2 separate regions of the Homo sapiens genome follow, and region 1 is linked to region 2. A link is a loop called in an ENCODE intact Hi-C map of the cell type or tissue named here. Cell type or tissue: mucosa of descending colon. All regions are shown on one strand. Each heading gives the region's core, and the rest is flanking DNA. Links, peaks and the distances in the headings are about the cores only. Region 1 overlaps KCNJ6 (potassium inwardly rectifying channel subfamily J member 6). Region 2 overlaps KCNJ6 (potassium inwardly rectifying channel subfamily J member 6).

Region 1 (2,917 bases), core at 224-2,723, 58 kb after region 2:
AAATTTAATTGCCACTGTGATGGTACTAAGAGGTGGAACATTTAAGAGGTGATTAGGCCACGAGGGCTCCCCCCTCACGGATGGATTAATGCTGCTATTGAGAGAGTGGGCTCCTCATAAGAGAATGAGTTTGGCCCCTCTCTTACTTTCTTCCCTCTCACCCTCTCTTACCCTTCCACCTTCTGTCATGAAATGATGCAGCAAGAAGGCCCTCTCCAGATGCTAGCCCCTCCATCTTAGACTTGCAGCCTCCAGAATTGTGAGAAATAAATTTCTGTTCATTATAAATTACCCAATATGCGGTATTCTGTTACAGAAGCTAAAAAAACAAAGACTATGACAGTACTAGACAGAGATACAAACACCTACTTTCCATGGGGAAACCACTTACACCATTAAAAAAACCCCTCAGCGATTACTTTTTAATATGGTCAATAATACTTCTACACACTTTGCCTCCATTATCATACCTCCTATTTATAATCCCACGAAGATTTTTGTGGGGAGTGAAATGTTATATTCATGAAAATGCTTTGAACTTTTTGGAGAAAAATTCACTCTTCCCCAAATCAGTAAGGGAGCCACACTACTCTATCAATAATGGATAGTATATCGCAAGGACAAAAAACCAAACACCGCATGTTCTCACTCATAGGTGGGAATTGAACAATGAGAACACATGGACACAGGAAGAGGAACATCACACACCGGGGACTGTTGTGGGGTGGGGGGAGGGGGGAGGGATAGCATTAGGAGATATACCTAATGCTAAATGACGAGTTAATGGGTGCAGCACACCAACATGGCACATGTATACATATGTAACAAACCTGCACATTGTGCACATGTACCCTAAAACTTAAAGTATAATAATAATAAAATAAAAAAAATGGATAGTATAGGTGTCTATTTTTCCAGATGAGATAAGCTGAGAGGTGACTGGGAAGGAATGCACATGATTTGGAATGCCCTGGAAACAGAAAGAATGAGAGGTCCAGACAGAGAAAAGCTCAGGTTAGGAACGGGTCTCCTCTGGGATTTCCAACCCACCAAGCCATGTCCTCTTGGGAGGAGGAGAAAAGGGCAACAAAACTGGCAGAATCCTTATTCCACAGCCTGTCCCCAAACACCATCTTTCACTGATGGTAATAATTCAAGTAAGAGAAGTGGAGATTAAGTAGTTGCTGAACTAAGGATCAGAGAGCAATAACTGAAGCTTGGCAGGCCTGGTAATTTATCTCCTATGCAATGTTTTTCAGATGTTCCTGAGATATTCAAGTCTAGAGACCAGGCTTATTTGGAGTATGTGTCATAGGGAAGGCAACAGTGGGGGGTGTGTAAGGATTTCACTGAGTTGCAGGAATCACAAATTAGGATGGAGGTTATTTTCAAACCTCTTTATATGGCATATAGTAGGCAGAATAATGGCCCCAACGAGGCCCACATCCTGATCCCGGGAACTGTGGATATGCATGTTACATGTCAAGGAGAAATTATACTTCCAGATGGAATGGAGGTTGTCAGTCAGCTGGAAGATTATCCTAGGTCCTGAAAAGTGGAAGAGGGAGACAGCAGAAGAGAGGGAACCAGGGAGATAGTAGCATAAGAAGGACTTAGCCCAACGTTGCTGGTTTTTTTTTTTTTTTTTTTTTTTTTTTTTTTTTTTTTTGACAGACAGGGTCTTGCTGTGGCCCAGGCTAGAGTTTGGTGGTGCAATTAGGGCTCACGGCAGCCCCTTGACCTCCCAGGCTCAAGTGATACTCCTGCCTCAGCCTTCTGAGTAGCTGGGACCACAGGTGTGCACCACCATAGTCAGCTAGTTTTGTTATGTATTATTTATTTATTTATTTCTATATTTATTGCAGAGATGAGGTATTACTCTGTTGCCCAGGCTGGTCTCAGACTCCTCAGTGCAAGTGAATCCTCCTCCCTTGGCCTCCCCAAATGCTGGGATTACAGAGGTGAGACATCATGCCTGGCCATGGTTGCTGGTTTTGAAGATGTGGGAAGGGGACCATGAGCCAAGGAGTGCAGGTGGCCTGTAGAATCTGGGAAAGGAAAGGAAGTGGATTCCCCCAGAGCTTCCAGAAAGGAACACAGCCCTGATGACACCTTGGCTTTAGCCCAGTGAGACTCCTGTTGGACTTCTGACCTCTAGGATCTTAAGTCAATGCATTTGTGATATTAGTCCAATCAATTTTCAGTAATTTGTTACGGCAGCAAAGGTAAACAAAACAGGAGTAGGCAGATTCCCGTTCAATTCAATTTATACACACTGAACACCTGCTATGTGCCAGATCCTGTGCTAAGAGCTGGGTACAGGGGTGAATAAAGATGCAGCCCCTGCCCTCAAGTCTCACAGCCTTGAAGAAAACACAGGAGCACACACGTCCCACTAGGGCAGCGGAGGCAATTCCAGGATCACGGTGTGTTCGCTGGGGCAGCCGTGACAAAGTACCACCAACTGGTGGCTTAAATAACAAACTTTTGTTTCTCACAGTTCTGAAGGCTGGGAAACCCAAGCTCAAGGTGCCGGCCGGTTCTGTTCCTAATGAGGGCTCTCTTCCTGGCTTGCAGGAGGCCACCTATTCACGCCCACATGGCAGACAGCAAACTCTATCTGTGATCTCTCTTATAAGGGTGCTGACTCCATCCTGAGGGCCCTACCCTTAGGATCCAATTACCTCTCAAAGTCCCCAACTCCCAAATGCCATCACATGGTGGATTAGGATGTCAACATATGAATTTATGGGGAACATAACTCAGTCCATAGCAGATGGGAATGGGGAGATGGTGGACTAACTGTCTTGGGTGAGGTGGGAGCGGGTTAAGGAAAGCAGGAGTGGCAGTCCTTAGGTAGCAAATCAAAGGCCCAGGGATAATCCAGATCTGGGGAACAGAGTAACAAATCATGAGG
Region 2 (2,917 bases), core at 93-2,592:
AATGATCGTATGTCCATCAAATAAAGTATTATTTTGCAATTTAAAAAGAACAAGTTAATGTGTTAATAAAGATTTGTGGTATATGTTAAATTAATAAAAAGCAGTTGACCATATACAAAATCATCCACTTCCATTTGTGTAACACAATAGGAATATGTATGAATACATGTTACAATATACCTGAAGAGGCATAGAACGTTTCCAGAAAGGCACCCAAGTGACAGTGAGCACGGCTTCTATCCAAGCAGAGGGACTGCAGAACAGAGGATGGAAAGGGATGTATTTTTCATTATCTATCCTTTATACCATTTGAATGTCTTATCCTGTGCAAGCATTACTTTTAATGTAAAAACACCCAAATTAAAATTTAAAAAATGAGGAACAGAAGATTAATCCTTCTCTGTGGACAAAGAAGGATTTGCTGTGGGGTACTCATACGTGCTCTCTTGATACCCGGTTGAGGAGGGGGACAGGTGAAATCTAATTTCTTTAGACTGAAGCAGATGGAGGGAGACTCATCACTCCAGTCCAACTGGCTGTGAAGGTGGAGGAAGCTAGTGTCTGGGAAGGAGAGAATGCCTATGATTGAAAAAATATGTGTTGAAGTTGGTGTTTATAGTTTGCAACCTCCACGCATTCACTCTCCCGGGTGAAGTCTTTTTTTTTTTTTTTTTTTTTTTTGGAGATGGAGTCTTGCTCTGTTGCCCAGGCTGGAGTGCAGTGGTGCGATCTCGGCTCACTGCAATCTCCGCCTCCTGGGTTCAAGTGATTCTCCTGTCTCAGCCTCCTGAGTAGCTGGGATTACAGGCACCCACCATCATGCCTGGCTAATTTTTGTATTTTTGTAGAGACGGGGTTTCAGCATGTTGGCCAGGCTGGTCTTGAACTCCTGACCTCAGGTGATCTGCCCACCCTGGCCTCCCAAAGTGCTGGGATTACAGGCGTGAGCCACCGCGCCCAGCCTCTGTGTGAAGTCTTAATCGGGACACGGGTGGAGACAGGGACCTGTGCATTTATTTGGTCATGGCCTCAAATTCACATGCAGCAGGTGTCAGGATGTAGGCTTGACAGGAAGGAAGGCAGGGGTTGAAAAAATGGAGGGTGGGCAGAGGTGGGGTGGGCTGGGACAAAACCCAGAGAGCACTCTTCTTAAAGGCAGGCAAATTCAGACTTGCAATACACATTCTGCTGAACGAAGCTAATTTCTGAGGAAAGTGAGGCCCAGAGTGGTTAAGTGATTCATGATGGTATCAGGGAGGGCCCTGAGGGTTCTGATCACTCCCAGCACTTGATCCAAAGGCCCCAGGCCCTTGGAGGCATTTCAGTGGCTGGCTTGGGTTAAAACTGCATGACAGGCGCCTCTTAACCTGGGCCTCTTGGGCCTGGAAAATTGGCTGCTGGAAGGGAGAAAGGCTAAGGGTAGCGTCCCAGCCGGTATCTCAGCAACGCGGGGTTACAGGCCGCAGGATGAGTGCTCCAGCTGACCCAGACTCACCACTTTTCAGTTGTCATGCAAGCAAGCAAACACTTCCCAATTCCAGGCCAGAAATCTTTCTAAACTGTGGCAGCCGCTTCCCTTTCTTCACAAGCAGACGGCACTGGGTATAATTTAAGCTTTTTCTTCATGTCTCCGTGCCATCTTGCTGAAACATCAGCTACTGTTCTGTCCTTCAATGCAGACCTGGCCTCAGGAGATTGTAAGGTGGGTAGAAACATTGGCTTTTCTCATAAAGGATTCCAGACAGTGACGTGTTTGGGCTTTTTTTCTTTGATTTATAGCTCTGGGCTTTTTTTCCATTCACTGTCAGACTTGCCTCTTGTTGCTCTCAATGTGCCTGTTTTATAGCAAATCCATCTCCTCCCTTTATTTGCTGCTTTGGTCTCCTCTGGTCTGGGAGACCAGTCAGCTCTGAGCTTGTTAGGATTTCTTATTAGAAAAACAATAAATAAAAAGGACACACCTCTGCTTAGCTTCCAGCATCGGTCTTAGATGCTGGGATGGACTGCACGGGCATTGTGGCATCTTCTGTGATTGCATTTCTCCCCTCAGTTTGGAGTTCTTAGTTGTATTCTAGAGTCTAGATGGATAAAGTTGCTAGATAAACAAGTGCCAGATGATGGAATGGTTTCTTTGTTCTACCAATAGCATATTCAATAACTGTGGATGATTTAAAGTGTTTTTGTTCACTGAGTCCTACCATCTGAGATGGAAGGTGTCCTTCTTATCTGACCTGTTTTAGGCATAAAACACATGAATGAGAAATAGAGAACTCTCTATTTCTATAGCTGATTTTTAAAGAGCTTGGCAGACAGGTGTTTCTTCTTCTTTATTTTTCTCTTATAAGGATAATTTTAGAGCAAAACTGTTCTAACATATTTGAATTATATGTGATGGGATTCCCAGCTCATCTCATTCAAATTCAACCTAAAAAAGAAGCATTACCTGCTAATTCCTTATTAGTAAGCACTTTTTCTAACTTGACATTTTTAGATGTTTGAACCATCTGTCATTTTACAGGCAAATGGAACCTCTTGAGTACTAGAGATACACCCGTATTTTAAAAGCATTTTTTTTTTAAAAAATCTACTACATTCTAGATTCTATGCTATGTTTTTTTTTATCATCTAATTTAATAATCATTGAAACCTAGCCAGGCAGGAATCTCATCAGATAAAGAATATGAGGTCCAGGGAAATCAGATCAGTCAGTCAAGGACACAGCTAATGAGCAGGAGGGACAGGGCATGAGTGAAAGGGCTCTGGACACAAGTCCAGGGCTTTTCCTAGTGAGCCTAACCTTCGTTTTTCAGCTTAATGGGATGTGTGACACAACCCACTGTTGGCCAGGCTTATTCTGTGATATCGGACTCAATGACCCAAGGGGTGGGGGAGAGGGGTGCAGATGCCAGATAAGGCA

The links. Hi-C counts contacts between places; a loop is a spot of excess contacts. Peaks named below come from ENCODE experiments on the same cell type or tissue, not always from the same donor. Only the 100,000 strongest peaks of a DNase experiment are listed, where the experiment ranks them.
Region 1: a loop joins it to region 2, with 4 times the contacts of the local background. A loop is called at or near these places in 1 of 110 quality-filtered maps.

What each region holds. Positions count from the first base shown.
Region 1 is chr21:37,743,442-37,746,358 of GRCh38, forward strand. The region is part of intron 2 of KCNJ6 (potassium inwardly rectifying channel subfamily J member 6); the gene reads right to left. Among named protein-coding and RNA genes, the nearest start is that of KCNJ6, 170 kb to the right of the region's middle. In mucosa of descending colon, for the core only: no CTCF peak of the experiment used is centred there; no DNase peak of the experiment used is centred there.
Region 2 is chr21:37,685,804-37,688,720 of GRCh38, forward strand. All of the region lies in intron 3 of KCNJ6 (potassium inwardly rectifying channel subfamily J member 6), which reads right to left. All of the region lies in intron 1 of KCNJ6-AS1 (KCNJ6 antisense RNA 1), which reads left to right. Among named protein-coding and RNA genes, the nearest start is that of KCNJ6-AS1, 170 kb to the left of the region's middle. In mucosa of descending colon, for the core only: no CTCF peak of the experiment used is centred there; a DNase peak (open chromatin) is centred at 1,422.